Linked DNA regions of Homo sapiens: region 2 is linked to region 1. Evidence: read pairs that join two places in POLR2A ChIA-PET (ENCODE). Cell type or tissue: A673. All regions are shown on one strand. Each heading gives the region's core, and the rest is flanking DNA. Links, peaks and the distances in the headings are about the cores only. Region 1 has its middle 50 kb from the start of SCAF8. Region 2 overlaps TIAM2 (TIAM Rac1 associated GEF 2).

Region 1 (11,612 bases), core at 3,818-6,317:
TATGAAACAGGAGCCCAATATCTTAAATTTCATTATCAATTTTGATTTTTTAAGAAGTTCAGTGGCCGGGCGCGGTGGCTCACGCCTGTAATCCCAGCACTTTGGGAGGCCGAGGCGGGCAGATCATGAGGTCAGGAGATCGAGACCATCCTGGCTAAAACGGTGAAACCCTGTCTCTACTAAAAATACAAAAAATTAGCTGGGCGTGGTGGCGGGCGCCTGTAGTCCCAGCTACTCGGGAGGCTGAGGCAGGAGAATGGCGTGAACCCGGGAGGCGGAGCTTGCAGTGAGCTGAGATTGCGCCACTGCACTCCAGCCTGGGCCACAGAGCGAGACTCCGTCTCAAAAAAAAAAAGAAGTTCAGTGGCTGAGACCTTGATTTAATGCTAAAATGTCTTCTTCAATTTCAGTTCTACCAGCAACTCATTTGATCTTGAAAGTTTTTACTCTTGAGTGTCTTTTAGTGAATTTGTTAATCTCCAGAATGCATAGAAGATAATGAGAAAACAGAGGCTACCTCTGGTTTCTTAAAATGGGAAAGGAGTGAATAACTCCTATATTTCCACTTGAAATCGAATGGAATGATCTGTTTTACTACCCTACAATCTATTAATCTGATCAAAGTAATAAATGGCCATTTAGAGTTTTATAAAAACATAGCTATGACTGTCTGACAAAGGATGGAGTGTGTGAGAAGTTAGTCTGACCTTCCACCTATTTCCTAAGGGAAGGAGAAAATACCATTTCTAAAGGAAGAAAACCCAACCAAAGTAATTTTTTTTTTTTTTTTATTGATCATTCTTGGGTGTTTCTCACAGAGGGGGATTTGGCAGGGTCATAGGACAATAGTGGAGGGAGGGTCAGCAGATAAACAAGTGAACAAAGGTCTCTGGTTTTCCTAGGCAGAGGACCCTGCGGCCTTCCGCAGTGTTTGTGTCCCTGGGTACTTGAGATTAGGGAGTGGTGATGACTCTTAACGAGCATGCTGCCTTCAAGCATCTGTTTAACAAAGCACATCTTGCACCGCCCTTAATCCATTTAACTCTGAGTGGACACAGCACATGTTTCAGAGAGCACAGGGTTGGGGGTAAGGTCACAGATCAACAGGATCCCAAGGCAGAAGAATTTTTCTTAGTACAGAACAAAATGAAAAGTCTCCCATGTCTACTTCTTTCTACACAGACACGGCAACCATCCGATTTCTCAATCTCTTCCCCACCTTTCCCCCCTTTCTATTCTACAAAACCGCCATTGTCATCATGGCCCGTTCTCAATGAGCTGTTGGGCACACCTCCCAGACGGGGTGGTGGCCGGGCAGAGGGGCTCCTCACTTCCCAGTAGGGGCGGCCAGGCAGAGGCGCCCCTCACCTCCCGGACTGGGCGGCTGGTCGGGCAGGGGGCTGACCCCCCCCACCTCCCTCCCGGACGGGGCGGCTGGCCGGGCAGAGGGGCTCCTCACTTCCCAGTAGGGGCGGCCGGGCAGAGGGGCTCCTCACTTCCCAGTAGGGGCGGCCGGGCAGAGGCGCCCCTCACCTCCCGGATGGGGCGGCTGGCCGGGCGGGGGGCTGACCCCCCCACCTCCCTCCCGGACGGGGTGGCTGCTGGGCGGAGACGCTCCTCACTTCCCAGACGGGGTGGCTGCCGGGCGGAGAGGCTCCTCACTTCTCAGACGGGGCGGCCGGGCAGAGACGCCCCTCACCTCCCAGACGGGGTCGCGGCCGGGCCGAGGCGCTCCTCACATCCCAGACGGGGCGGCGTGGCAGAGGTGCTCCCCACATCCTAGACGATGGGCGGCCGGGCAGAGACGCTCCTCACTTCCTAGATGGGATGGCGGCGGGAAGAGGCGCTCCTCACTTTCCAGACTGGGCAGCCAGGCAGAGGGGCTCCTCACATCCCAGACGATGGGCGGCCAGGCAGAGACGCTCCTCACTTCCCAGACGGGGTGGCGGCCGGGCAGAGGCTGCAATCTTGGCACTTTGGGAGGCCAAGGCAGGCGGCTGGGAGATGGAGGTTGTAGCGAGCCGAGATCACGCCACTGCACTCCAGCCTGGGCGCCATTGAGCACCGAGTGAACCAGACTCCGTCTGCAATCCCGGCACCTCGGGAGGCCGAGGCTGGCGGATCACTCGCGGTTAGGAGCTGGAGACCAGCCCGGCCAACACAGCGGAACCCCGTCTCCACCAAAAAAATACGAAAACCAGTCAGGCGGGGCGGCGCGCGCCTGCAATCGCAGGTACTCGGCAAGCTGAGGCAGGAGAATCAGGCAGGGAGGTTGCAGTGAGCCGAGATGGCAGCAGTATAGTCCAGCTTCGGCTCGGCATGAGAGGGAGACCGTGGAAAGAGAGGGAGAGGGAGACCATGGGGAGAGGGAGACCATGGGGAGAGGGAGAGGGAGAGGGAGAGGGGACCAAAGTAATTTATTAAAAGAAACTGAGAGACAATCTAACCAGAGTTCAAAGAGGCTGAAATATGAATTTGGCTTAGAAGAAAACACTAAGTTTTCTGTACCATTTTTAAAGTGTTTTTGCAGGTTGATAACAACCTTCTTTATAAAATACTTCTGTCACAGCAACTGTCCATGTCACACTAATTTGCATTTGCTGCATGTGGTGCCAACTTATAATTATTCTCTTGTGACACTTCATGCTCCAAAAATATCAAGCCACTTGTAAGTTCTCAGTGGTACCATGCTCTCTGAACACCTTGTTTTTTACATGCTGTTTACCCAACTTGTATAGGTTCCAAACTCCTACTCTTCTAAGTCGAGGCAAAAACATCACTGCTTCTATAATTATTTCCCTGTCTCAAGATAAACTTGAGTTCCCTCTTTCCATGGTGTCATGGTATCTCATGTAGTACCTGTATCTATTTATCTCTCCTCTTCACCGTTAGACTGTAAACAATTTCAGGTCAAGAATATGAGAATTGGCTGGGCGTGGTGGCTCACGCCTATAATCCCAGCACTTTGGGAGGCTGAGGCAGGTGGATCACGTGAGGTCAAGAGTTTGAGACCAGCCTGGCCAACATGGCAAAACCCCGTCTCTACTGAAAATACAAAAATTAGCTGGGTGTGGTGGTGCGCACTTGTAATCCCAGCTACTACAGAGGCTGAGGCAGGAGAATTGCTTGAACATGGGAGGCGGAGGTTGCAGTGAGCTGAGATCATGTCACTGCACTCCAGCCTGGTCGACAGAGCAAGACTCTGTCTCAAGAAAAAAAAAAAAGAGAGAATATGAGAACTTTTGGAGGGGTCTCACTTTTTTTTTTTTTAAGTCAGAGTCTCTGTCACCCAGGCTAGAGTGCAGTGGCATGATCATAGGTCACTGCAGCATCAACCTCCCGGATTCAAGAGATCTTCCATCTCAGCCTCCTAAGTAGCTGGGACTACCAGTGTGCCCAGCTAATTTTTTAAATTTTTTTGTATTAATTCCAGCGTCCCACCATGCCCAGCTAATTTTTTAATTTTTTTGTATTAACAGGGGGTCTCACTATGTTGCCCAGGCTGGTCTCAAACTCCTGGCCTCAGGCAATCTGCCCTTGTGACCTCCCAAAGTGCTGGGATTACAGGTGTGAGCCATTGCACCCCTCCAGTCTCATGCTTTTCAGTGCTTTGAGCAGTTGTACTTGCTATGTGGTAAGAAGTCAGTGGTAAATATATAGTGAATGAGTGCAAATCAGACAATCAACAGTGATCAATAAATCCTCTACTAATTCAGAGCCTCTGTCATATCTTCCATATTAAAAAAAGAGGTGAGGCATGGTGGCTCATGCCTATAATCCCAGCACTTTGGGAGACCGAGGTGGGAGGATCACTTGAGGCCAGGAATTTGAGACCAGCCTGGACAACATAATGAGATACTGTAACTAGAAAAAATAAAAAATAACCAGCTGGGTGTGGTGGTGTAGGCCTGTAGTCCCAGCTACTTGGGAGGCTGAGGTGGGAGGATTGCTTGAGCCCAGGAGGTGGAGGCTGCAGTGAGCTGAGATCACACCACTGTACTCCAGCCTGGGCAATAGGGGTACTGCTAAGAGAGAGCCAATCCACTCTGCAGTACTTTGGAGAGACTCAAAATTTGCAGATATCAGGTATAGTGGATGATGCTTAAGTTAATGTAAGGAATAATAGACTTTTTTTTCATCTTAAAGGGGATGTTTCCCCCTCATCTGAAAGCTCTATATATGACCACCAACTGGTCTTAGTGAGTAAATTGAGTAAATCAGGTGTCTAAAAATGACCTAAAGAATTATTCCTGGCCGGGCATGGTGGCTCACACCTGTAATTTCAGCCCTTTGGGAGGCTGAGGCAGGCGGATCACCTGAGGTCAGGAGTTCGAGACCAGCCTGGTCAACATGGCAAAAACCGTTCGCTACTAAAAATATAAAAATTAGCTGGCTGTGGTGGTGCACACCTGTAATCCCAGCTACTTGGGCGGCTGAGGCAGGAGAATTGCTTGAACCCAGGAGACAGAGGTTGCAGTGAGCCAAGACAGTGCCACTGCACTCCAACCTGGGTGACAGTGCAAGACTCCGTCTCAAAAAAAAAAAGAACTATTGCTAATAAACTGAAGTAGGCTAGTATATTATGATTGTGGCTGTTATCTGCTATGAAATAAAGTCCCTCCCTTTCCCATCCCCATGTGTGCCTTGTTATAAACTTCTTCATTCTCTTTCCGCAATCACCAGCCAGAGACAGAAACTGACACTTCCTTTTTTGAAAGTGAAAAAGATGTATCAAGTGAAACTCTTTCTACTTTCACTCTTCAATGCCTTTTTGCCTTCCACTTAAGTATGAGCTACCAGAATCTAAATTTGATGAGTATGATTTCCCTGTAGTTAATACGGGGAGGAAGTTTAGAGTGGGGGGTAGAGAGCACATTGATACATTTACACAGTAATCAATCTGTTTGTTTGTTTTTTAATATATCCTCATTGAATATTGCTGTCCTCACTTGCTTTAGTAATTTACTGCTTGGGGTGGCCCCTGTCCAGTCTCTACTAGTGATTTATGGGCTCTTCATTCAGTCTCAGGTTTAAATTGTACTTAAATAACAACCACACACCTCGCCACTCTTGAGATCTGGATGTGTTCAAACTTCTCAACTCCTTCCTGTGGCCATGAGCTAGGTTTAATTATACTATATTTTCTCTTTTTTATTTTTTTCTGTGAGCAAATCTAGGAGGCTCTGACTCATTTCCTTGTCCCTGGAATCCCTTTTATATGTGGTTCAGCCTTCTTTTTCTGTTTCTAATTGTCTTAACCTTATCTGCCTTTTCTTTTTTCTCTGCTTTTCTTATGGGGTATAACTCAATTGTAACTGAGCAAATAAAAATTCAAATGTATTTGAATCTATTTGTGACCACTTATAATAATCAACTCATGAAGTATTGATATGAAGTATTGATATTTTCATTCACACTAGTAGTCTTCAAACACACGCTTACATACACACACACAGCAGTAAGGAAAGCTCAGTCCTTTCAATAAATGATGCGAGGTCAGTTGTAAAGCTATATGGAACAATAAAACTTTTCCTATACCTCCCATACTTCCCACCATTCAAAAAAACTAATTCCAGGTGAGTTGTAATTTATGAAAGAGAAAGCAGTAAAGCTCCTGGAAGATAAAATAGAAAAAATATTCATAACTTTGGATGTGGAAATATGTCTTAAACAGGACGTAGAAGGCCCTCTCAAAGAAAGTAATTGAGAAATTGTTAAATAAAAAATAAAAACAAATATTGGAGAGGAGACTGAGGGCAAAAATAAGGAAAAACTAAAAACAAAATTGAGAAATTATACTTCATTAACTTTCTGTTTTTCAACAAAACACAATTAAAGTTATGAAAAGGCAAACCAAGCAGTAGGAGAGGGTGTTTGCAATTGGTGTAATCGAGTAAATACTTATATTTATAATATACAAAGAACCTCTCTACAAATTAGACAACCTCATAGAAAGTGACCAAGAGACTTGAATGATAACTTAACGACCAATAAACGTTTGAAAGGGGGTCCAAATTCATTAGTCAAATTATAATGCAAATTATAATGGCAATGAGATACCACAACATGCCCAAGGGACAAAGTTTAAAGAGTAAACAATACCATTCTGGGTAAGGACAAGAAGAAATGAGAAATCTCATACACTGTGAGTGTAAACTGGTAGAACTATATCGGGAAACTTAGGCATTATCTGCGGAAGTTGAGTGTGTGCATACTCCACGACCCAGCAGCTTAACTCCCTCTACGTATGTATCTAACGGAAACGCATGCTCACATACACAAAAGACATATACAACAGCGGTCCTCAACCTTTTTAGCACCAGGGACCAGTTTAGTGGAAGACAATTTTTCCATGGACCTGGGAGATAGTGTGGCAGGGGATGGGTTCGGGATAAAACTGTTCCACCTCAGATCATCATTCTTATAAGGAGCATGCAACCTAGATCCCTCGCATGCACAGTTCACAGCAGGGTTCATGCTCCTGTAAGAAAGAATCGAATGCCTCTGCTGATCTGACAGGAGGCCGAGCTCAGGCAGTAATGCTCGTGTGCCTGCCACTCACCTCCTCCTGTGAAGCCTGGTTTCTTTTCTTTTCTTTTCTTTTTTTAAATGGAGTCTCACTCTGTTGCCCAGGCTGGAGTGCAGTGGCACTATCTCAGCTCACCACAACTTCTGCCTCCTGGGTTCAAGTGATTCTTTTGCCTCAGCCTCCCGAGTAGCTGGGATTACAGGCGCGTGCCACCACGCCTGGCTGATTTTTTTATTTTTAGTAGAGATGGATTTTCACTATGTTGGCCAGGCTGGTCTCGAACTCCTGATCTCGTGAACCGCCTGCCTCGGCCTCCCAAAGTGTTGGGATTACAGGCGTGAGCCACAGCGCCTGGCTGTGAAACCCAGTTTCTAACAGGCCATGGACAGGTACCAGTCTGCAGCCTGGGTGCTGGGGACCCCTGAGAATGTTCTGAACAGCATTACTCACAAGAACCAAAATCTAGGGACAAATACACATCTCCAGTAGAATCAGTAAACAAATTGCAATATATTTGTACCTTGGATCCTATATAATGAAAAGAGTCAATTACTGCTATATGCAAAACTAGGTTGGATCGCACAAACATGATGCATAGCATAAATACCAGGCATGAGATAACATGTACCATATGATTCTCTGTAAATAAAACTCAGAAACAGATAATAGAAAACCGAATAGTAGAATGTTTGGAGGAAGGGAGCATAGCATGATTGGTGGGGAGCATAGAGAAGGCTTCTGGGGTGCTGTCTGTGTTCTATGTCTTAAGCAGGTGATGGTGATTGAGGCTGTTCACTTTGAGACAACAGACTGAGCATTTACGATTTGTGCACTTTTCTCTATGTATGTCATACCATGTATGTTGTAGGAAAAAACTGTCTCAGAAAAAAGGTAAATGTATAAATATTGAAATGGGCATAAGGTGAGAGCAGTAGCAAGTTAAGGAAGACCCCACTGAGTTCTATACTGTTAGACTACCTAACATGCTTTAATAGATCCTACTGAAGGACAGAATTGGTCCTAAGGGTAGTGATATGATCTTGGGATAAGGTTCAAATAGTCATAGCTGGCTGGGTGCAGTGGCTTACACCTGTAATCCCAGAACTTTGGGAGGCTGAGGTGGGAGGATTGCTTGAGCTCAGGAGTTTGAGACCAGCCTGGGCAACGTAGCAAGACCTTGTCTGTACAAAATTTTTTTAAAATAGCCAGGCGTGGTGGCACATGCCTGTAGTTCGGGCACTTTGGGAGGCCGAGGCGGATCACCTGAGATCAGGAGTTCTAGACCAGCCTGGCCAATACGGCGAAACCCCATCTCTAGTAAAAATACAAAAATTAGCCGGGCATGGTGGCATGTGCCTGTAATCCCAGCTACTCGGAGACTGAGGCAGAGGTTGCAATGAGCCGAGATCGTCCCACTGCACTCCAGCCTGGGCAACAGAGTGAGATTCTGTCTCAAAAGAAACAAAAAACCAAAAACTGAGCTCTATTGAATTGGGATGGCAAGGTGAAAGAACACTCAAGAATAACAAAGTGTTGGCTGAGTGTGGTGGCTCACACCTGTAATCCCAGCACTTTGGGAGGCCGAGGCGGGCGGATCACTTGAGGTCAGGAGTTCAAGACCAGCTTGGCCAACATGGTGAAACCTTGTCTCTACCAAAAAAATACACAAAAAAATTAGCTGACTGTGGTGGTGCACAACCGTAGTCCCAGCTACTTGGGAGGCTGAGGTGGGAGAATTACTTGAACCCGGGAGGTGGAGGCTGCAGTGGGCGAGATCGCACCATCGCACTCCAGCCTGGGTGACAGAGTGAGACCATGTCTCAACAAAACAAAACAAAGTGCTTCAAAATGTTGTCCCCTTCACAGTTTGTGCTTTACATTGCAAAAAAGACACACACAAAAAGAAGAATAGCTTCTAATTTCAGGAATCCAAACCTTTCTATTTTCTGTTTGCACACTTCACAACAATCAGCCTTTCTAAAGTAATATAAAAATTCTCCTATGCTCTCTCATAGTTCTAACAGCCTCTAGAGTCTTGTGGGAAAATTCCTGGTTACTTTGTTTCCAACTTCTAAAATCCGTGTCCTTTATCCTTCAGAGGCCTTTGATGGTTCAACATTTTTCCGTCAAGCTAGTTAGGTTTTATCAGGCACCGTGTGCCTTGGCATAGCAAATTTCACATCTCCAGAGAAATGCCAATGCTGACAGGACTCAGGAGATTTCTGGTGAACAGTGTTTGAGACTGGACGGTGCTATCAAACAGGAATTGAAGGTATTTTCTCAATTCCCCCAATGAGGCTTTAGCTTAACTTCATAATTTTTGCTGCTCTATTGTTACAGGAAAGAGGTCCCGATCCAGACCCCAAGAGAGGGTTCTTGGATCTAATGCAATACAAGATTCAGGGTGAATCTGCAGAGTAAAGAGAAAACAAGTTTATTAGGAAAGTGAAGGAATCAAGAATGGCTACTCCATAGACAGAGCAGCCCCGAGGGCTGCTGATTGCCCATTTTTATAGTTATTTCTTTTTTTCTTTTTCTTTCTTTCTTTTTTTTTTTTTTGTTGTTGAGATAGAGTCTTGCTCTGTTGCCCAGGCTGGAGTCAGTGGTGCAATCTCAGCTCACAGCAACCTCCGCCTCCCGGGTTCAAGTTGTCTCAGGTTCCTGAGTAGCTGGGACTACAGGCACGTGCCACCATGCCCGGCTAATTTTTGTATTTGTAGTAGAGATGGGGTTTCATCATATTGGCCAGGCTGGTCTCGAACTCCTGACCTCATGATCTTCCCACCTTGGCCTCCCAAAGTGCTGGGATTACAGGCGTGAGCCACCGCACCTGGCCAAGTTATTTCTTGATGATATGTTAAACAAGGGGTGGATTTTTCATGCCTCTTCTTTACGGACCATATAGGGCAACTTCCTGACATTGCCATGGCATTTGTAAACTTTCATGGCACTGGTGGGAGTGTAGCAGTGAGGACGACCAGAGGTCACTCTCATCGCCATCTTGGTTTTAGTGGGATTTGGCCGGTTTCTTTACTGCAAACTGTTTTATCAGCAAGATCTTTATGACCTGTATTTTGTGCTGACTTCCTATCTCATCCTGTGACTTAGGATGCCTAACCATCTGGGAATGCAGCCCAGTAGGTCTCAGCCTCATTTTACCCAGCCCCTATTCAAGATGGAGTTGCTGTGGTTCAAATACCTCTGACACTATCAGTATGAATTCTGCGTTTCCATGAAAAATTTTGCAGTTGACCAATGTTCTTCTCCCACCCTTTAGTCCCCAAGTGTCCTTAACGGTACTCAGGTAAGCCTTCTCTCCGAGGCACAGAGGTATAATGATGGGAAATAGTTACATCTAAAGCCATAGCAGGGTCTTAGGAGGTGCTTTGAGGATACACTTGGATTTTACATCCTTCTAGATCTTCTCAGATCCTCTGTTCCGTGCAACAGACGTTACTAAATTCATACATGTCTGAGACAGTAACCCACGTGCTGGGGATGCAGAGACAATTAGTTCCTGTTGTCAAAGGGGTCACAATCCAACACAGTGGTCCCCAACCCTGGAGCATGCTACTTACCAGGGAAGATTTGAAACACGAATAACGGAAGCCACCTCAATAGCCTTTTTTTTTTTTTTTTGAGATGGAGTCTCGCTCTGTCACCCAGGCTGGAGTGCAGTGGCGCGATCTCAGCTCACTGCAACCTCCGCCTCCTGGGTTCAAGCAATTCTCCTGTCTCAGCCTCCTGAATAGCTGGGACTACAGGCATACGCCACCATGCCCGGCTAATTTTTGTATTTTTGGTAGAGTTGGGGTTTCACCATATTGGTCAGGCTGGTCTTGTACTCCTGACTGCAGGTGATCCACCTGCCTTCCTTCCCAAAGCGCTGGGATAACAGGTGTGAGCCACTGCACCCAGCCTCAACAATCTTTTAAAATAGGTCTTGGGTAGGGCCTGGACATCAGGTTTTTTTGTTGTTGTTGTTTGTTTGTTTTTAAATATCCCCAGTGATTCTGATATACAGTGAGGAACAACCTATCTAGTAGGTAAACTAATACAAAGTTAACATTTTATGGAGGACTGTTTTATGCCAGGCACTGTTCTGTTGTCATATTTTATATTATTTAATCATCCCAACAATCCAATAAGATAATATTGTTACTTTCTTTTCTTTTCTTTTCTTTTTTTTTTTGAGACAGGATCATTCTGTCACCCAGGCTGGAGTGCAGTGGTACGATCACATCTTGCTGCAGCCTCGACCTCCCAGGCTCAAGCAATCCTCCGGCCTCAGCCTCTCGAGTAGCTGGGACCACAGTCATACACCACCATGCCTGGCTAATTTTTAAACATTTTTGTGGAGATGTGGTCTCACTATGTTGCCCAGGCTGGTCTTGAACTCCTGGGCTCGAGTGGTCCTGCAGCCTCAGCCTCCCAAGGTGCTGGGATTACAGGCCTGAGCCACCACGCCTGGACCTGTTGCCTCCATTTTATGGATGAGGACACAAGGCAGGGTCAAGTTTAATGACGTACCTGAGACCACACAGCTAGTATGTGGAAGAACCAAGAATTAACGCCACCGTCTGCTGCTGGAGCCTGTGTTCTTAACCCCTAAGCCCACTGCAGCAAGTCACCTGCCTGACAATGACTTAATTGATAAACTCTTTAATAATGGCACTTTGTTCGCTTTTATTACTATGGGATAGATTTTTACAAATGATGGCAATTTGTAAAACATACTGAGGGGTGAGACGTTGGAGCTGTTGATTCTGACCGTGGTTGAGGAGGTTGGAGAATATTTTACAGGGGAGGAACTATTTAAATTTAACGTTAGGCCAGGCATGGTGACTCATGCCTGTAATCCCAGCACTTTGGGAGGCCAAGGAGGGGTGGATCACTTGAGACCAGGAGTTCAAGACCAGCCTGGCCAACATGGCAAAAGCCTATCTCTACTAAAAACAGAAAAATTAACTGGGCATGGTGGTGTGTGCCTGTGATCCCAGCTACTGAGGAGGCTGAGGCAGGAGAATTGCTTGAACCCGGGAGACGGAGGTTGCAGTGAGCTGAGATCGAGCCACTGCACTCC
Region 2 (11,612 bases), core at 3,329-5,828, 320 kb before region 1:
CCTCTCAAAAAAAAAAAAAGAAAGAAAGAAAGAAAAAGAAAAATGGTTCCTGTCAAACCATGGATCACCCTGAAATAAGAAAACCTGTGCTGCATTTATATGTGACTGGCCTACAAATCTCTTGCCCATCTCTGGCAAGTTAACTAACATGGTTAGATCCTCACAATCCTATGCAAGCCTATGCAAAGGGGCATCATGCAGGGAAAAGAGACGGGAAGAGAGACCTTGACTCCACTCCCCCACACCCTCCACACACTGAATGCCCTACAAGCGCAAGTCTTACTTTATTTAGGGCAGTTTCTCAAAGTACGATCAAAAAGCCAGTAGCAGACCAGCCGCAGTGGCTTACACCTGTAATCCTAGTAGACCAGCCTGAGCAACATGGCAAGACCCTTTCTCCACAAAAAATACAAAAATTGGCCGGGCACAGTGGCTCATGCCTGTAATCCCAACACTTTGGGAGGCCAAGGCAAGTGGATCACTTGAGGTCAAGAGTTTGAGGCCAGCCTGGCCAACATGGTGAAACCTCATCTCTACTAAAAATACAAAAAAATTAGCTGGGTGTGGTGGTGGGCACTTGTAATCCCAGCTACTCAGGAGGCTGAGGCAGGAGAATCGCTTGAACCCGGGAGGTGGAGGTTGTGGTGAGCCGAGATCACGCCACTGCACTCCAGCCTGGGCAACAGAGTAACACTGTGTCTTTTTTTTTTCTTTTTTTTTTTTTTTGGTGGGGGGAGGTGGGGGAGACAGTCTCTAAAAATGTCGCCCAGGCTGATGTGCAATGGCACAATCTCAGCTCACTGCAACCTCCGCCTCCAGGGTTCAAGAGATTCTCCCACCTCAGCCTCCTGTGTATTTGGGATTACAGGCATGCGCCACCACACCCGGTAATTTTTGTATTTTGAGTAGAGACAGGGTTTCACCATGTTGGCTAGGCTGGTCTCGAACTCCTGACCTTGTGATCCACCCACCTCAGCCTCCCAAAGTGCTAGGATTACAGGCATGAGCCACCATGCCCGATCGAGACTCCGATTTGAAAAAAAAAAGTGCCTTGAGCCCTGGGTGTTACTGCAGCTCTGCCACAGGACTTATGTCCTCTGCTGCCCTGATTATAAACATCTTCTTTACTTGTTTGTCCCTACCACTAGAGTGTGGGCAGCATTAGAGTGTATCTGGTTCCCCACTGACCTCAACGTCAGGGACTTGGTAGGCACTCGGTCACTGATCACCAGCTCTGCCGTGGGTCGGCCTCCCATCTGTAAAACTAATCAGGCAGCACTGCCTCCAGGACCCCGGGGGGCTACACGTGGGAGCCTCCCTGCCCTCTACTCCTCGAGGCTCGAGGACCCAGAGGCAGGCGGCTCGATCCAAGAACTAGTCAGTCAGTGGCTCCTCCTTACCCACCCTTTTCTCCAGTGACTTTTTCAAATGATTCAAATTCCTTGAAAGTAAAGAATCTGGCCAGGTGCAGTGGCTCACGCCTGTGATGCCAGCACTTTGGGATGCCGAGGCAGGCAGATCACCTGAGGTCGGGAGTTCAAGACCAGCCTGACCAACATGGTGAAACCCCATTTCTACTAAAAATAGAAAAATTAGCTGGGCGTGGTGGCAGGCGCCTGCAATCCCTCAGGAGGCTGAGGCAGGAGAATCACTTGAACTCGGGAGGCAGAGGTTGCAGTGAGCCGAGATTACACCATTGCACTCCAGCCTAGGCAACAAGAGCAAAACTCCATCTCAAAAAAAAAAAAAAAAGTAAAGAATTCTCACAGTGCCAGGTGAGGTGGCTCACCCCTGTAATCCCAGCACTTTGAGAGGCCAAGGTGGGTGGATCACTTGAGGTCAGAAGTTCAAGACCAGCCTGGCCAACATGGTGAAACCCCGTCTCTAGTAAAAATACAAAAATTAGCCAGGCATGGTGGTGCACACCTGTAGTCCTAGCTACTCAGGAGGCTGAGGCAAGAGGATTGCTTTAACCTAGGAGGTGGAGGTTGCAGTGAGCCGAGATCGTGCCACTGTACTCCAGCCTGGGCAATAGAGCTAGACTCCATCTCAAAAATAAAAAATAAAAAACAAAAACAAAAACAAAAAACTCTCTCAGGGTCTCTCCAAGATTCCTGGCCCTCTGGCATAGCCTGTACTCAGGATGCCTGGCCTGCTTCCAGACGGAATTCCTCATTTTTATTGTGGAAAGACAGGCAGGCCTCCAGGGTGGAGGTGAAAGGGGAAATGAGGGACAAGCTGCTGATGAGCTACTCCTCCCTCCTCAGGCTGCCAGGCTAATTGGAGAGAGCCTTGCCTTGGGCAACCTGACCTCCATTACCATCCTCCAAGCCTTCTACTCTGGTGCAACTGACCATCCACTGGCTCATCATGGGTTACTCCATGACTGCCTTCTGCCTCTTCACATGGGGCAAATGGCTTAAGGTAAGTGAAGGCCTGCCTGGGAAGCTGAGAGGGACTCACTGCAAACTCTGGCAGTGAGGGATGCTCCAGACTGTGTGCCCACCTCAGCGACCTCTCCCCACTCTATAAATCCATCTTGGGCACATCTTCTTTTGGAGCCTACTATATTTACAAAGCAATGGTACCAAAGAAAGAGGAGTTAAAGGTGATGCAATAGTCTATTCGCCTGGTAAGTAAATGTCCTACAGCTAAGCTCAAAATACCAGGTTACATAACAGAGTAACAGACTTGGAAAAAAAGATGGTATTAAGAGGCCGGGCGCAGTGGCTCATGCCTATAATCCCAGCACTTTGGGAGACCGAGGCGGGCAGATCACAAGGTCAGGAGATTGAGGCCATCCTCGCTAACACGGTGAAACCCCGTCTCTACTAAAAGTACAAAAAATGAGCTGGGCGTAGTGGCGGGCGCCTGTAACAAGTCCCAGCTACTCGGGAGGCTGAGGCAGGAGAATCGCGTGAACCCAGGAGGTGGGGGTTGCAGTGAGCCAAGATCATGTCACTGCACTCCAGCCTGGGTGACAGAGCAAGACTCCATCTAAAACAAACAAAAACAGAAAGATGGTATTGGAAATTTGGGGTGAACTCCAAGGATTAGCCTGGCTACTACATACAGAGTATGGGCCTTGACTACTCTGACTTACTGAGGCACACTAGGAAGACTCTGGAAAGACTACAGACCAGGAGCTAGAAGTGACTCTGACCAGCCTTCCAATCAAACATCTTGTCTTGCAGGTAGCCTACAGCAGGACTGGTGCAGAAATTACTCATCACAGCTAGGCACGGTGGCTCATGCCTGTAATCCCAGTACTTTCGGAGGCCGAGGCAGGCAGATCACCTGAGGTCAGGAGTTCAGGACAGCCTGGCCAACAGGGCAAAACCCCATCTCTACTAAAAATACAAAAAGCAAAGGCACTGATAAAAGTCACATAAGTGCAAAACATCTCACACAACAGACTCAACAGAATGCACTTTTCTGGGGGGAGTTGGGAGAGATGGAGTCTCGCTCCGTCAATCTTGGCTCACTGCAACCTCCATCTCCCAGGTTCAGGTGATTCTCCCTGCCTCAGCCTCCTGAGTAGCTGGGAGTACAGGCAGCTGCCACTACACCCAGCTAATTTTTGTATTTTTAGTATAGACAGGGTTTCACCATGTTGGCCTCCTCCCTGCCCCACCGTGGCAGCTGCGGTGGTAGCAGCACATACACAATCACAGTAAATTGGCAGAGGAAACACACAACCGATTCCTGGCTAGAGGGGGAGAGATAAGGCAGTGTGCATGGGGGAGCCGAGAGGGGAGATGTGGGCCCCTCTGCTCCTCCCACAAGAGTGTCCCCTTTGGCCCCGGTGGAGACTTGGCCCACAGCTGAGGCACAGCTGGGAGCGTCGAGTCTTCCACCTCTCTGACTTTTCTGTTCTCTGGGGCCAGGGAGGCTGTGAAAATGGGGACAAGTAATTTCTTTTCTTTTTTGAGACAGAGTCTCACTCTGTTGCCTAGGCTGAAGTGCAGTGGTGTGATCTCGGCTCACTGCAACCTCTGCCTCCCGGGTTCAAGTAATTCTTGTGCCTCAGCCTCTTGGGTAGCTTGGATTACAGGCGTGCACCACTACACCTGGCTCCCTCAAATGTTTAGGTGACCTGCCAAATGGGTAAAAGGTATATTCCACAACAGAATCTAGAGCTGTTAATATCCAATACAATAACCTTGCCACAATTCCACGCTTCGGAAAAAAACGGATCAACCTTTATGTATTTTAACTTTCAGCACTTTGTTATTGATAAAGTCCATTTAGAGAGTCAAATATTTGGCAAAGGGTCTCTCAATCTCATAATCATATTATAATACTTTTAAAAACAATTTCAATGAACACTTCACACATTCTGTCAACCACCATTTAAGAGTGTTCACTAAAGCACCAGGCTGGATATAAAAGTGGTACAAAAATAAAACAAGCATGGCTGGGCTCAGTGGCTCACACCTATAATCCCAACACTTTGGGAGGCCAAGGAGGGCAGATCACCTGAGGTCAAGAGTTCGAGACTAGCCTGGTCAACATGGTGAAACCCTGTCTCTACTAAAAAAAAAACACACACACACAAAACTTAGCTGGATGTGGTGGTGGGTGCCTGTAATCCCAACTACTTGGGAAGCTAAGCCAGGAGAACTGCTCGAACCCTGGAGGCAGAGTTCGCAGTGAGCTGAGATCATACCACTGCACTCCAGCCTGAGCAACAGAACGAAACTCCGTGTCAAAAATAAATAAATAAATAAATAAAACAAGCAAAGCACTCCCTGTGTGATGGAGAAGTCATCAAGAATTAAATATTATATGATGAATGCAACAATTGATATAGACACAAGTACCTAAGAAGCAACTCAGATGGAAGGCTTTTCTGGGTCTCCGTGGATGACTGGGGGTTAACCAGACAGGGAATAATGCAAGGAAAAAAATGACAGAAAGAAATAGAAAACACTTAGTGAACTTTCTCATTTCGTCAGGCCAGGTTCTAAGCATATTATGCTAATTTTATTTTATTTTGAGACGAGGTCTTGCTCTGTCACCCAGGCTGGAGTACAGTGGCGTGATCATGGCTCACTGTTGCCTCGACCTCCTGGGTTCAAACAATCCTCCCATCTCAGCCTCCTTAGTAGCTGGGACTACAGGCATATGCCACTATGCCCAGCTAATTTTTGTATTTTTTTTACAGAGACAGGGTCTTACTATGTTGCCTAGGCTGGTCTCAAATACTTGGCCTCAAGTGATCATCCCGCCTCAGCCGACCAAAGTGCTGGGATTATGGGCGTGAGCCACTACACCCAGCTGTATTATGTTAATTCATTAATTTCTCAATCCTCAAAACAATATTCTAAGAAGGCGCTGCTGTCATCCTTCTTTTAGAGATGAAAATCTTAAGGCACAGAATGCTCTTTACTAGACAACAACAATATAATTTTTTTGAATTTTAAAATAACACAAAATATTGCACTAAAATTCATCACTATATTTTAAAAGCAATGAGAATCCTTCACTTTCACCAGCATAAGGAAAGATTTGCAAGCTTATTTATTAAGCCATTTCCCAAACTACTGACAAAAGAAGCTTCAAAATTCGAGTTTTACATACTGTTCCCAATGCAAAGAAATCACTTAGTAATGGGAACTCATGAAGAACTATGTCCAAAAGGCACATTCAGAAACCTAACCATGAATTTAAAAGAAAGCTTGTAATCCAACACCATGAAAACACAATGAACACTGTAGTCCAGATTCTGTTACTCAATCTACAAACCTCATAAATGAAAACAAAGCAGACCAATTTCCAGCTCGATGGAATGCCTGGAGAGGAGTGGGCCAGGGCCCAGGCCATGTAACATCCAGGAGAGGAAATACATTATACGCTTCTGGCAGGGAACCTTCTCAGGGCACCAGCCTATGTCTGCTGGCGGTAACCATCCGTGGGCATTTTTTTTTCCTTAATGTTATGAAAAAACATTTCACAAAAAATAAAAGCTTTCAAATGCTAGATGATTTTTATTAAGATCCTTTATTTGTTTACAATTAAGGGCATGCTAACCATTGGGTCAGGATAGAAGAGTGGAAGGATCATGTGGTCAGACAGACCTGGATTCAAATCTCAGCTGTGCAATTTCAAACTACGTGAACTTGGGTAAAGGATCCCACAGGTCTCCAACCTTCTCCTTCTAGGTTGTCATATGGGTGAGCAGCCTGGGTGTCATCCTTTACTGGATGTGATTCTCCCTGCCCTCCATTTTCTCAGTCACCAAGTCCACTGCACTTCCTTTATATTTCTGGAATCTTCTTCCATGTCTGTCCCCACTATTCTACTGCCACCACCTTTGATGATCTACACTGTTACCACTGACTTTCTTTCTTCCAGGCTTGCTTCCCTAAATCTACTCACAACAATCTAAAAAGAAACTGGTTTCTTTTTTTGTTTGTTTGTTTGAGATGGGGTCTCGCTCTGTCGCCCAGGCTGGAGTGCAGTGACGCAATCCTGGTTTACTGCAACCTCCACCTCTCGGATTCAAGCAATTCTCGTGCCCCAACCTCCCGAGTAGCTCGGACTACAGATGTGCACCACCACACCCAGCTAATTTTTGTATTTTTAGTAGAGACAGGGTTTCACCATGTTGGCCAGGCTGGTCTTGAACTCCCAACCTCAAGTGATCCCCAGCGTCGGCCTCCCAGAGTACTGGGATTATAGGCGTAAGCCAAGGTGCCTGAACGGAACTGGTTTCAAATGCAAATCTGACCTATCACTCCTCCACCTAAAACTTAAGGAATTTGCTTTTGTGTCACTTAATGTCACTTACTGTTCTCTACTTAAAGTAAGTTCTCTTACTGACCATCGTGTTGAGAGCGTAACAGTTTTTTGGATGCTTTTTTTTTTTTTTTTTTTGCAACAGTTTCCCTCTTGTTGCCCAGGCTGGAGTGCAATGGCGCAATCTCAGCTCACCACAACCTCTGCCTCCCGGGTTCAAGTGATTCTCCTGCTTCAGTTTCCCAAGTAGCTGGGATTACAGGCATGTGCCACCACGCCCACTAATTTTTGTATTTTTAGTAAAGACGGGGTTTCTCCATGTTGGTCAGCTGGTCTTGAACTCCCGACCTCAGGTGATCCGCCCCTTGGCCTCCCAAAGTGCTGGGATTATAGGCGTGAGCCACCGCACCCAGCCCAGCTTAACAGTTCTTAACACATCATAGGGGGCTCACTCGATACATGTTTAACATTGAGGGAGTTGTTTAAGCATGAATTTCTTCCTTATTCCACAAAAGTCTACTTTTTTTAAATTCAGAGGAATAAATGAGATGATGTATGCACAGGCCAAGTAGTCACTGCCACAGCTTCTAACTCCTCTTACTGTTCATTGTTCCAAAGTTTGCAAAGTGCTTTCATGCACTTCAGCTCATTTGATCTTTGTAACAACTCTAAGATTTAAGGAGTTACAAGAGGTTGGGCGCGGTGGCTCACACCTGTAATCCCAGCACTTTGGGAGGCCGAGGCGGGCGGATCACAAGGTCAGGAGTTCAAGACCAACCTGACCAACATGGAGAAACCCCGTCTGTACTAAAAATGCAAAAATTAGCTGGGCATGGTGGCACGTACCTGTAATCCCAGCTACTCGGGAGGCTGAGGCAGGAGAATTGCTTGAACCAGGACCCGGGAGGCAGAAGTTGCAGTGAGCCAAGATGGCACCACAGCACTCCAGCCTGGGCTACAGAGTGAGACTCCGTCTCAAAAAAAAATAAAAAAAGAAGTTACAAGAAACTGAGGCCGGTGACATTTATGGTCTGCAGAAGCAAAGCTAGTTTTCAGACAAACTTAGTGATTCCAAATCCTGAGCTTTTTCATTACGCTTTTCTGTTAGGAGTTCTAACTTCTCCTATAGAAAATAATAAAGAAATAAAAATTATTTTTCCTGGCCAGGAGCGGTGGCTCACGCCTGTAATCCCAGCACTTTGGGAGTCCGAGGCAGGTGGATCACCTGAGGTCAGGAGTTCGAGACCAGCCTGGCCAACATGGCAAAACCCCATCTCTACTAAAAATACAAAAATTAGCCAGGTGTGGTGGTGGGTGCAATCCCAGCTACTCGGGAGGCTGAGGCAGGAGAATCGCTTGAACTCAGGAGATGGAGGTTGCAGTGAGCTGAGATCGCCACTGCACTCCAACCTGGGTGACAGAGCGAGACTCTGTCTCAAAAAAATTAATTAATTAATTAATTAATTTTCCTATAGCATATCAAATGTCTTTGAATATATAATAGAGATGCCCATCTTTCCCATAAAGTTTAACCAATACTTTTTATGGCATTTAAGAAATACAAACACATGGGCCAAATTCCACTCCAAATGGACTTTGCATCATTTCTTATCAATTACTTTAAATAAGGAAGTTGTCATCGGGTTTGTTCATTCATTCCTCCATTCAGCAAATATTTATCACATGCCTACTTTACCCAGGGCATTGTGTTTGGCACTGAAAATCTTTTCTTTCCCTGAGATCTTAAAATTAAGCCTATACTTTCAAGATTTCCCAAGTGAGGCCAATGATGGAATATACAGAAGGCTGTTCTTATAGGTACTTGAATATGAAGTCGAAGCCAGGAAATCTGAAAGCTCGTCCTGGCTATGCCTCTACACAAGCTCAGTGACCCTGGATAAGTTCCTGGGACTCAGTTTCCTTACCCATAAAATGGGAGAATTGATCCATATTATCCTTAAAGTTATTCCAATGTTATGAATTCTAGAGATTCCAAGATTCCATATAACTAGCAAACACTTTTGACATCTACAAGTATATAATTTTATATCACAATCTTATAAATGCTTGCATGATAATTCACATATTGATTGTAGCTTGAAAAATGCCACCAGATCACCCCACAAATTGTTAATTTTTAACTACATACAAAATTTGGAGCATTTTTACAACTCTTGCAGCCAATTCAGCTTGCAAATGGCCCCTTCCCAATGAAAACTGCATTTTTCATGCATAAAACTGTGATATTAAATACTGATCTCATTGGAGATCCTAAATAAATCAGACTCAAACCCTTCTTACTTTCTTAGTTTAATTCTGTGACATCTCACTTTAGGATGGCTTAAATTCTTATATACAAAACGGCACTCCAATGCAATTTATTAGCACATGTTTATGCGAGCAAAGCTCTTTAGGGCCTTACTTGCAAGTTTCTTGCCCCCTTATCTCTCTTAGCAAATCACGATTAGACACGTAAACCTGAGTGGCTAGAAAAGTCATCAGCTGACAAAGCACCACATGTTGACACAAATCCCTGACGCCCACCCATGAATTCACACTCGCAGATTCTTCCCTGTAATCAAGGAGAAGACATCTGTCTAAGCATCATTTGAACAGCCCAGACATAAGATAAAGCAAACTGAAGCAGATTTCTGTATACTGACTTATACAAAAAAAATCTGCCCCCAAACTCTTACTTCTTTCTAGAGTTCGTGAGAAGTAATCTTTTCTGGCCGGACACGGTGGCTCATGCCTACAATCCCAGCACTTTGGGAGGCTGAGGAGGGTGGATCACTTGAGCTCAGGTGTTTGAGACCAGCCTGGGCAACATGGCGAAACCCCCTCTCTACAAAATGTTTTTAATTAGCCAGGTGTGGTGGCACGCGTCTGTAGTCCAGCTACTTGGAAGGCAGAGAAGGAAGATCAATTGAGCTGGGGAGGCTGAGGCTGCGGTGAGCTGAGATCATATCACTGCACTCCAGCCTGGTCAACAAAGGGAGATCCTGTCTCAAAAAAAAAAAAAAAAAAAAAAAAAAAAATCCATTCTTTCTTCACTCGTTCACGGAACCTAGGAACCTTAACTGAGCTCCTATTACATCAGTTGAAGTGATGGATGCTAAGTACAGTAGTGGGGATAGGCTTAGGGTCACTACTAACCCATACTGTACTTTTGGTTAAATTGCCAAATGTATCCTCTCCAATGGAGAGGAGCGCACTAGAGGCTTGGCAAGTGGAGTGTGAATCGGATTTCAGCCTCCAATTGCCTGTTGGACAAGATGACCTTGTGTAGTGAACAGCCTGAACAACTGTGCAAGGTGGCAGTGCCAGAGGTATATACAAAAATGTGTTCTAGTAGAAGCACTGACTACTGGAGGAGGAGGAGCTTAACTTCGCCTACGGATAAGGAAGAAAAGCTTCCTAGAGAAGGTATTTGACTGACACATTAAGAATGCGTGGGTAATTGACAGATGGGCAAGAGGAGTAAGAACAGTGTAAGCAGAATTTCATTCATTCCAAACAATGGTCTGGAAATAACAACTTCTGAGTAGCTTGGTGTGTCTAGAGCAGGCAGTGTGCAAGCGGGGGAGAGCCAGGAGGCCTGGGGAAAGTCAGTAGATGGAACTGGAAAGGCAGGCAGGTGCCACATTATGAAGCATCTTAGTATGGTATGTGAAGGTGTTGAAAGCTGATTCTGAGGTCATTAGGGGCGTGTTTTGCCACAGTAAATAATAAACTCTTCTTCAGTTATACCTTGCCATGTTCTTTTACATTTACCCAACACAAAAACCTCTGACACCCTAAAGCAACAAGTTTTATTTTCCTATAAAGTGAGCAGGTAAAATCCGGTGGAACAAAAGTTTGCTTACAAAACTGCACCAATCATGATACTATATTTTTAAAACATAACAATCTTAAGCACATCAGGAAATACTTCTAAGAGTGTATACACACAAGTTCTACTGGTTAAGCCCAAATTATAAAACCATGGACACTTTTTTATCCAGAGCCTAGGACTGAAACATTTATAGCATATGATCCGCACCTGTACGAAACTTGGTAAGATTTTAGAGACACTCTGGCTTAAATCTATTGGAAAGAGAACTGGAGATAGCCGGTGTTGTCTGTTAAAATAAGGTGGTCAGCATCATTTGGGGAGCAAAAGGTAGAATGTGTGAATAACCATGAGAAGAGAATCCCAGGCCCTTCATCGCATAGTAAATAAAGGTCTCACCATTACCCAAGGAGGCTGAGGAGTGTCACCAAGTGGCCTCTTGCCTGAATTCTGCAGAGAAAAGCAGGAAAACCTCCCCCTGAATGAAATTATCTTTGGAATCAAGCAGCCTTCTCCCTCTTTAAATAAAGTTAACCTATTTGTCTATTTTAAAAAAACGGCATGCAAGCTCATCAATATTAAATTTCGCCGCTCCTTAAAGATAGAAATACCTCGTGCAATGTTACTCCCAGACCTTTCCAGCGGCTGTCAGCAACGAATGGCTGGAAGAATGGACTCTTTTCTTTCTGAACTGTTTTTGGTAAATAGGATCCATTAGGGGCACAACGTGTCGGCTTTCACAGAAACTTGGCACCTCAGCCCCCCCAGGAGCCGCGCCCGTCCGGGATGGCTCCCGCGCTCGGAAAGGCCGGAGGGGCTGAGCAGGGACCGCACGGTCTACACTCGCTGAGCCGACCGCCTGGGATCCTGCTTCGCCGCAGCGCCTTTCTGAGGCTCCGAGGTCGCCGGGCGGGCGTGGGCGCAGCGGGCGCTCCCCTCCGGGCACCCACGGCTCGGCTTTGGGCGAGAACCTCGGTATCAGGAGGCCGGGGCGCCGCCTCCTCCCATCCGGGATGGGACCGGGGCTGAAAGTGGGTCC

Evidence for each region. ChIA-PET counts read pairs that join two places held together with the same protein. Peaks named below come from ENCODE experiments on the same cell type or tissue, not always from the same donor. Only the 100,000 strongest peaks of a DNase experiment are listed, where the experiment ranks them.
Region 2: POLR2A ChIA-PET joins it to region 1 with 9 read pairs; 2 of 35 experiments call an interaction of 5 or more read pairs at or near these places.

What each region holds. Positions count from the first base shown.
Region 1 is chr6:154,677,428-154,689,039 of GRCh38, reverse strand. No RefSeq gene overlaps it. Among named protein-coding and RNA genes, the nearest start is that of SCAF8, 50 kb to the left of the region's middle. In A673, for the core only: no CTCF peak of the experiment used is centred there; a DNase peak (open chromatin) is centred at 5,159.
Region 2 is chr6:154,995,797-155,007,408 of GRCh38, reverse strand. The region is part of intron 1 of TIAM2 (TIAM Rac1 associated GEF 2); the gene reads right to left. It also overlaps the pseudogene LOC100421330. Among named protein-coding and RNA genes, the nearest start is that of TIAM2, 6.3 kb to the right of the region's middle. RefSeq lists enhancers at 10,987-11,592, 11,593-11,612. In A673, for the core only: no CTCF peak of the experiment used is centred there; no DNase peak of the experiment used is centred there.